Linked DNA regions of Homo sapiens: region 2 is linked to region 1. The links are chromatin loops, found by intact Hi-C in ENCODE. Cell type or tissue: OCI-LY7. All regions are shown on one strand. Each heading gives the region's core, and the rest is flanking DNA. Links, peaks and the distances in the headings are about the cores only. Region 1 overlaps SLC35D4 (solute carrier family 35 member D4). Region 2 has its middle 58 kb from the start of CABLES1.

Region 1 (4,386 bases), core at 212-4,211:
TCCCTCTGTCGCCCAGGCTGAAGTGCAGTGGGATGGTCTTGGCTCACTGCAAGCTCCGCCTCCCAGGTTCAAGCACTTCTCCCGCCTCAGTCTCCCAAGTAGCTGGGGCTACAGGCGTGCATCACCATGCCTGGCTAATTTTTTATTTTTATTTTTATTTTTTTATTTTTAGTAGAGACAGGGTTTCACCGTGTTGGCCAGGCTGGTCTCGAACTCCTGACCTCAGGTGATCTACCCACCTCAGCCTCCCAAAGTACTGGGATTACAGGTGTGAGCCACCATGCCTGGCCAACTCTATTTCTTAATACTAACATTGCCTCTGTTCTGTGCTTTTCCTGCAGTCCATCTCCTGAGGCTCACTCAGCGACACATCTAGCCTTGGTCCTCCCAGGAAGGGGTGAGGTAGATAAGGTGGTGCTGGAGGAGGCAACTGCCCTTACAGTGGAGGGTACAGGGTAACAGCCCCTAACACTGCGGCAGGGTCAAAACCTGACCACCTGGTGGGGAAGGAGAGCAGTGGCCTTTCAAACACTGTGGTGTTGGGAGCTGTAGACTGGTTTCTTTGAAGCTCTTATTGGGCTTTAGGGATTGTCAGAACCTTACTGAAGATGACAAGATTTCCATTTCAGCATAAACTAGATTACATGTTGAGAATCTTGGATCAGAAAAAAAATGAAACATGAAGTGGGAAGAAGTGATGATTCTGCATGATCAGAGAGCTGGGAAGAACCAGTGATGAAAGTGCCTTGAGAAATGGAGCTTGAGGCTGGGCACGGTGGCTCACGCCTGTAATCCCAACACTCTGGGAGTCTGAGGCAGGAAGATTGCTTGAGCCCAGAAGTTTGAGACCAACCTGGGCAACATAGTGAGACCCCATCTCTTTAAACAAAACAAAAAAAAAGAACTTTACGGAAACCCAGTGGTCACATGGTCCTTTGTGTATAGCCCAGGGCACTGTCTAGTGTGTGAAGCCTTGAGCATCTCAGCTAGTAAGGTCCAGAGGTTGGGACTCAGACTGCCTTATTCTAAATTGGGCCAACAGATGTGCCAGGAGTAAATATGTTAGCCTTGTGGGCTCTTCTATCTCTGTTGCAGCTACTCAGCTCTGCTGTTAGAGCATAGAAATAGCAACAGACAATACATAAACGGTTGGGTGTGACAGTGTGCCGATAAAATGCTATTTTCAGAAACAGGCAGCAGGTGGGGTTTGGTCTATGGGCCATAGTTCTTTGACTCCATCTCTAAATTATGCTCTGTGAGAAACTGTCATCACAGGACTCTTGGGTTCAAGAAATATTAGGGCTGGACTTCGTCAAGGGAATGTGATCCTCTCTGAGTCAGGAGGAAGAGTGAAGAATGAAAGAGAAAAGTCTAAGGAAAGTGAGAAGAAGGGAGAAAGGGGGCAGTAAGACTGACAAGCATAGTCACCAGTAGTGGACCAAAAAAAAAGAAAAAGAAAAAGAAATCTAGGGGTCTTCTATAATTAGTGATGTAATATGCAGAAATCCTTTCCAACTTTAAAGAAAATACTGACTTTACATTTGTAAGGTATTAGTATTTTAGGCAATTCCAGTAGTCAACATGAACCTTGGTTTCTTTTTGTTTGTTTGTTTTTTGAGACAGAGTCTTGCTCTGTTGTCCAGGCTAGAGTGCAGTGGCATGATCTTGGCTCTGCAACCTCCACCTCCTGGGTTCAAGGGATCCTCCTGCCTCAGCCTCCCAAGTAGCTGGGATTACAGGTGCATGCCACCATGCCTGGCTAATTTCGTATTTTTAGTAGAGACAGGATTTCACCATGTTGGCCAGGCTGACCTCGAACTCCTGACCTCAAGTGATCCTCCCGCCTCGGCCTCCCAAAATGTTAGGATTACAGGCGTAAGCCACCATGCCTGGCCTCTTGCTGTTTTATTTTCATGTTTGGAAACTATTTTTTGGTCCACTAGGTGTCAGTGTAACATAGAATTTTCAAAAATTCAGCTTCAGGAGCCTTTTCAGCACCCATGAAGAGCTAAACTGCAAATTGTTTTCAGGGAGTAGATGTTCTCTCAATAATGCATGCTCTATTTGAAAAACAAATAATTTAATTTAATTAGCCTTCATCTCAATAACGACAGTTTTGTAAACCGTGCCAACAGACTTTTGTTAGCTTCTTATAAAATGCTTTGTTCATCAGGGTTCTTAGGGATGACAGAGTGTGTATGGAAACAAAAAACAGGCCCATGATTCAAACAAGATGCAGTATTTGTGCTTATAAATAGTTAAGAAAGATCATCTATTACCACAGTTTTCAAATTAGACCCCTTGGCAAATAGTCCTTCAACATGGTAAGGTCTGCAGTCTTTGTGGCTAGGAGTTGCTGGGAGACCCTACAGCACACACCTTTCTTTCTTTCTTTCTTTCTTTCTTTCTTTCTTTCTTTCTTTCTTTCTTTCTTTCTTTCTTTCTTTCTATCTCTTTCTTTCTTTTTTCTTTCTTTCTTTATCCTTCTTTTTCTGTCTGTCTTTCTTTCTTCTTTCTCTCTCCATTCCCTTCTCTCTGCCTTCCCTTCTCTCTCCCTTCTCTTCTCTCCCTTCCCTTCTCTCCCTTCTCTTCCCTTTCCCTTCCCTTCTCTTCCCTTTCCCTTCCCTCCTCTTCCCTTTCCCCTCCCTTCTCTCTCCCTTCCCTTCTCTCTCCCTGCCCTTCCCTTCCCTTCCCCTTCCCTTCCCTCCCCTCCCCTCTCTTTCTTTCCTTCCTTCTCTTTCTCTCCTTCCTTCCTTCCCTCCTTCCCTCCTTCCCTCCTTCCTTCCTTCCTTCCTTCTTTCTTCTGTAGCTCAGTATCTCCCTAGAGGCCCGCACACCACAGAGACCTGAGATCCCACCAGGACCATCTCAGGATTTAATTCCATCTTGCCTCCTTTGTGGGCCAGCAGGACAATGAAAGAATAAACCAGCACAGGAGGCCCAGATGGCACCAGCTGAAGAATTAGAGGTGGGGAATTGTTGCATTAGTTGCATGTGCCTAGTTTGTTCCTAATGTTCAGGCCTCTGGCTATCCTAGAATCAGACAGCATTAGATCTGTAAAGGAGGGCAGGTCATTACAACCTCTCTGGAAGGTGATTTGGTACCCAGTTATGAACTTTTTTCTTTTTGTTTTTGAGATGGAGTCTCACTTGTGTCGCCCAGGCTGGAGTGCAGTGGTGCGATCTTGGCCCACTGTAGCCTCTGCCTCTCAGGTTCAAGCAATTATCGTGCCTCAGTCTCCCGAGTAGCTGGCACTACAGGCGCCCGCCATGATGCCCGGCTACTTTTTGTATTTTTAGGGGTTTCACCATGTTGTCTAGGCTCGTCTTGAACTCCTGACCTCAGGTGATCTGCCCGTCTCAGCCTCCCAAAGTGCTGGGATTACAGGCGTGAGCCACTACGCCCAGCCCCCAGCCCCCAGTTACGAACTTTAATGCACCTTTTTTTTTTTTTTGAGACAGAGTCTCGCTCTTTTGCCCAGGCTGGAGTGCAGTAGCGTGATCTCGGCTCACTGCAAGCTCTGCCTCCCGGGTTCATGCCATTCTCCTGCCTCAGCCTCCCAGAGTAGCTGGGACTACAGGCGCCCACCACCGCACCCGGATAATTTTTTGTATTTTTAGTAGAGATAGGGTTTCACTGTGTTAGCCAGGATGGTCTCGATCTGACCTCGTGATCCGCCCACCTCGGCCTCCCAAAGTGCTGGGATTATAGGCCTGAGCCACCGCGCCCGGCCTAATGCACATATCTTTTAATAGCATTTCCACTTCAGGGAATTTATCCTACATATCGCAAAAACACCATGATATGAGACAAGAATACAGTTGACCCTTGGTATATGTGGGGGACTGCTTCTAGGTTCCCTCTCATAACCAGATTTCCAGGTGCTTAAGTTCCTGATATAAAACAGCACAGTATTTGCACATAACCTACACATGTCATCCCATATACGTTAAATCATCTCTAGATTACAACGTAAATGCTACGTCAGTAGTAGTTACGCTGTATTGTTTAGAGAATAATGGCAAGAGAAAGGTCTGTCTATGTTCAATACAGATACAACCATCCTCTTTTTTTTTTTTTTTTTTTAAGAGACGGAGTCTTGCTCTGTCGCCCAGGCTGGAGTGCAATGGTGCGATCTCGGCTCACTGCAGCCTCCACCTCCTGGGTTCAATCCATTCTCCTGCCTCAGCTTCCCAAGTAGCCGGGACTACAAGCATGTGCCACCATGCCCAGCTAATTTTTGCATTTTTTAGTTGAGACGGTGTTTTACTATACATTGGCCAGGCTGATCTTGAACTCCTGACCTCAGGTGATCCTCTGCCTTGGCCTCCCAAAGTGGTGGGATTACAGGGCGTAAACCACCTTGCCCAGCCTTTTTCCTAATA
Region 2 (4,386 bases), core at 131-4,130, 330 kb after region 1:
AGTAGAGTTCGGATAAAATATTAGCATCGGCCGGTTGTGGTGGCTCACGCCTGTAATCCTAGCACTCTGGGAGGCCGAGGTAGGTGGATCACGAGGTCAGGAGATCGAGACCATCCTGGCTAACACGGTGAAACCCCGTCTCTACTAAAAATACAAAAAATTAGCCAGGAGTGGTGGCGGGTGCCTGTAGTCCCAGCTACTCAGGAGGCCGAGGTAGGAGAATGGCGTGAACCCGGGAGGCAGAGCTTGCAGTGAGCCGAGATCGCCCCACTGCACTCTAGCCTGAGTGACGGGTCAAGACTCCATCTCAAAAATAATAATAATAATAATTAGCATCTTTGTAAGAATGGCAGAAAACAACTTGAGGTCTTTTAGCCTTTCTCTGCTGGCTATGACACATCTCTGTGCTTCCTGGATAGTTTGTTAGTTTCTGTTTTGTGTTCATTCATTCACTTATTATTCATTCTTATTATTCATTATTCATTCATTTATTCAACATTATTCATTGCAACTTGTGGGAAGAACAAAATAAACAACATTGACAACAAGGAATAAACCCAGAAGCAGCAAGAGACTTGGGAATTTTGTAGTGACGCCAGTTTGGTTTCCACTGATACATTCGGGTAAAAATGACTCCAGTTTGGTTTGCTATGTGGAAGACAAACAATTCATTCCTCACTCACTCTCCTCTGGAGTTGAGAGAAAACAGCCATCCCTCTTCTCCCTCTCTGTGGAAAAAGACCGAATCAGTTGGCGGAGCTTAGCTAAGCTTTTTTTAGTGAAGTTAGAACTTGCTTGGAGACACAGGACTTCCTCTACAAAAGGGCTTTTTTTTTTTTTTTTAATTGAAGGAAACACTGAAGTCTCTTCTAACTCTAGCTGGCCCCCAGCCTGGCTCTCTGCAGCCCCTGCAGTTGACCCTGTCTGACTTTGCCTCTGCAGGAACTTTCTTCACGTTCAAAACCATGAAACATTTTGCCCTGCCTCGGAGTAAAATCAAACACCAGTGAGAACCTCTTGAAGTGAGTTTCCATAGACTCTCAGATGGAAGCCTGGGAATTTCACTGTGCCCCTAAGGAGACCTGAGCTTCCTAAGAGATGAGGACACTTTGATTTCCTAATGTGACTTTTGTCACAGTGGAGCACACTTTGACTCTCACTTCCTGTTTTAATTCTGTTTGGAAATAAAAATCTGCTGAGATTTAGTTTCAAAAGAGCTTCTTGAGGTTTTCTCTGCCAACTAGAAAAGGGAATAACGGCCAGGCGTGGTGGCTCACGCCTGTAATCCCAACACTTTGGGAGGCCAAGGCAGGTGGATCACCTGAGGTCAGGAGTTCGAGACCAGCCTGACCAACATGGAGAAACCCCATCTCTACTAAAAATACAAAACTAGCCGTGCATGGTGGTGCATGCCTGCAATCCCAACTATTTGGGAGGCTGAGGCAGGAGAATCGCTTGAACCCGGGAGGCGGAGATTGCGGTGAGCCGAGATCACGCCATTGCACTCCAGCCTGGGCAACAAGAGTAAAACTCCATCTCAAAAAAAAAAAAAGGAAAAGAAAAAGAAAAGGGAATAAACACAATTGCAGTCAGCACGCACTGATAACCAGGGCTGCCAGTTAACGTGGGGACCTTGCTTTGTTGAGATGGAACACATCCTACTCGGGAGGGCTATGAATGAGGTCTCAAGGGGTGAGCCAAGGTTCCCTGGGTGGAGTGGACTGGGGAACAAGGCAGATGGAGCTGCACCAGGAAAAGCGAGGAGAACAGGGAGGGAGCTGAGGGATGTGGGGTGCATGGGGAGTGGTGGAATAGCAAAGCCTTCATTGGGAGTTGGGCTGTGAGGGGCCTTGTGCCAGGGACTTTACTCCAGAAGCCAGAGGGACTCATGGAAGGTTTCTAGCCTGAGTCAATTTGGTTTCAAAAGATCACTCTACGTGAAAGAAGGAAGTGCTTCTTTCTTAGCCACCTTCTTGGGTGGCTGCTGGGGTAACTTAGGGAAGCCATGCTAAGTGCAGGAGCTGAGATAGTGCCTTTAGTGACAGTAGAAGGGGTTAGAGGAGCAGAGGGGATGGAACCTAGACCTCAGCCATTCCCCGCGCTGCCTCCTGGTCCAGTGATCTTTCTCCTACTCCAGGGCACCACCAGCTCTTCCCCCAGAGCCCTCCTTGGCAGAACAGAGTATACAGTCCCTGCGGAACTGGAGGCCCAGCTAGAGATGGAATATGGCATGCCAGAAAGTTCTTTGAAGTAGTGTATTTTGTCTGAAAAAATGCATGCAAATATTTACGTTCTGTTTCAGAAGAGTAGTGCTCCAGGAAGCTGAACCACTTTTTTAACCTGTGACTCTGGTGCCCCCTGCTTTTCTCACTTACACACATGCCAGGCTGGGAATGGTCCCTGCTCCTGAGCAGCCAGTTTGTTGATATCCCCTCCACACACCATAAGATCATGGACGCCAGGCTTGCTTTCTGGAGTGGGAAGCACATGTGCACAAAGCATACCTGTCTGTGTCCTGGAAACACTGCCTTCACTTCTCTTGAGTGAAAGGATTTACTGAATTGGATTTACGATATTTAAATTAATTTTATTGTCACTCCCTTCAAATTCCTTTTTCTTTCCCCACTCTGATAAATACTCAGTTAATTAGCTTTACAGATCAAGAGTTAGCTAGTGGCGGCCGGGCACGGTGGCTCAAGCCTGTAATCCCAGCACTTTGGGAGGCTGAGGTGGGCAGATCATGAGGTCAGGAGATCGAGACCATCCTGGCTAACATGGTGAAACCTCGTCTCTACGAAAAATACAAAAAATTAGCCAGACGTGGTGGCGGGGGCCTGTGGTCCCAGCTACTCGGGAGGCTGAGGCAGGAGAATGGTGTGAACCCAGGAGGCGGGGCTTGCAGTGAGCCGAGATCGCGCCTCTGCACTCCAGCCTGGGTGACAGAGCGAGACTCCGTCTCAAAAAAAAAAAAAAAAAAAATGGAGTTAGCTATTGGCAGGCACAGACTGCCAGAGTCTCCAATGGGACGCCTTGGCTTAATGGTGCTGCAGAGTATTTTGTGCTTTGTATCTAACGTTTCTAAAATTGACAGTAATAGTGAACACTAACTGGCCAGTTGCTGGGTGCTGGACATGACGTTAGGGTACGTTATTTCATTTCTTCATTACAGCAAGCCTGAGGTAGATATTATTATTGTTTCCATTTTATAGATGAGGAAACTGGGACTTGGAGATAGTTTAAATTTCTCAGAGTCCTACATCCAGGAAATGGTAGAGCCAGGATATGATTTCAGGTGGTCAAATCCCAACACAAGAGTTTTTAGCCTTGACGCTGTAGGGATGAAACTGAATCTCTGGTGAACGACTAGAACATAACACTTAAAATCCTTTGCAGCCCCAGCATTTGATGATTTTGTGAAATCTTGAAGAAACAGATTGATTTGGATGAGACTTGATGAAGGATTGTGGAATATCACTATAAAATCCTACTTTTGGCCAGGCACCGTGGCTCACACCTGTAATCTCAGCAATTTGGGAGACTGAGGTGGGACGATTGCTTGAAACCGGGAGCTTGAGACACAGTCTGGGCAGCAAAGTGAAACCCTGTCTCTACAAAAAATGAAAAAAAGTAGCCAGGTGTGGTGGTGTGTGTCTATAGTCCCAGTTACTTGGGGGACTGAGGTAGGAGCATTGCTTGAGCTCAGGAGGTTGAGTCTGCAGTGATCCTGCCACTGCACTTCAGGCTGGGCTGCAGAGTGAGACTGTGTCTCAAAAAAAAAAACCTCTACTTTTTCTCCGTTCTATCATTCTGAGACAAAAGAGTATCAATAAGAATTAGAACTGTGTTTTTCTTTTTTTTTTTTTTGAGACGGAGTCTCACCCTGTCACCCAGCCTGGAGTGCAGTGGTGTGATCTTGGCTCACTGCAAGCTCTGCCTCCTGGGTTCACGCCATTCTCCTGCCTCAGCCTCCCGAGTAGCTGGGACTACAGGCACCCACCACCACGCCCATCTAATTTTTGTAGTTTTTGTAGAGATGGGGTTTCACCATGTTAGCCAGGATGGTCTCAATCTCCTGACCTCGTGATCCACCTGTCTTGGCCTCCCAAAGTGCTGGGATTACAGGCGTGAGCCACTGCGCCTGGCCCATTTTGTATTTTTAGTAGAGACAGGGGTTTCTCCATGTTGGTCAGGCTGGTCTCGAACTCCTGACCTCAGGTGATCCACCTGCCTTGGCCTCCCAAAGTGCTGAGATTACAGGCATGAGCCAGCGCGCCCGGCCTAAGAATTAGAATTGTGGTTTTCTGATTTTCATTGGGTACATGTATAGAAGCTGCGAAGAAAACTTGACTTCGTTTTTCATTTTTGTAAGACACTGTCTCTAACATT

The links. Peaks named below come from ENCODE experiments on the same cell type or tissue, not always from the same donor. Only the 100,000 strongest peaks of a DNase experiment are listed, where the experiment ranks them.
Region 2: a loop joins it to region 1, with 8 times the contacts of the local background. A loop is called at or near these places in 10 of 110 quality-filtered maps.

What each region holds. Positions count from the first base shown.
Region 1 is chr18:23,409,547-23,413,932 of GRCh38, reverse strand. All of the region lies in intron 3 of SLC35D4 (solute carrier family 35 member D4), which reads left to right. Among named protein-coding and RNA genes, the nearest start is that of SLC35D4, 26 kb to the left of the region's middle. In OCI-LY7, for the core only: CTCF peaks have their summits at 1,759 and 1,959 (motif pointing right); DNase peaks (open chromatin) are centred at 1,142 and 1,952; H3K4me3 peaks cover 846 bases; H3K27ac peaks cover 1,937 bases.
Region 2 is chr18:23,075,553-23,079,938 of GRCh38, reverse strand. No RefSeq gene overlaps it. Among named protein-coding and RNA genes, the nearest start is that of CABLES1, 58 kb to the left of the region's middle. In OCI-LY7, for the core only: a CTCF peak has its summit at 2,365; DNase peaks (open chromatin) are centred at 1,138, 1,958 and 2,358; H3K4me3 peaks cover 294 bases; H3K27ac peaks cover 549 bases.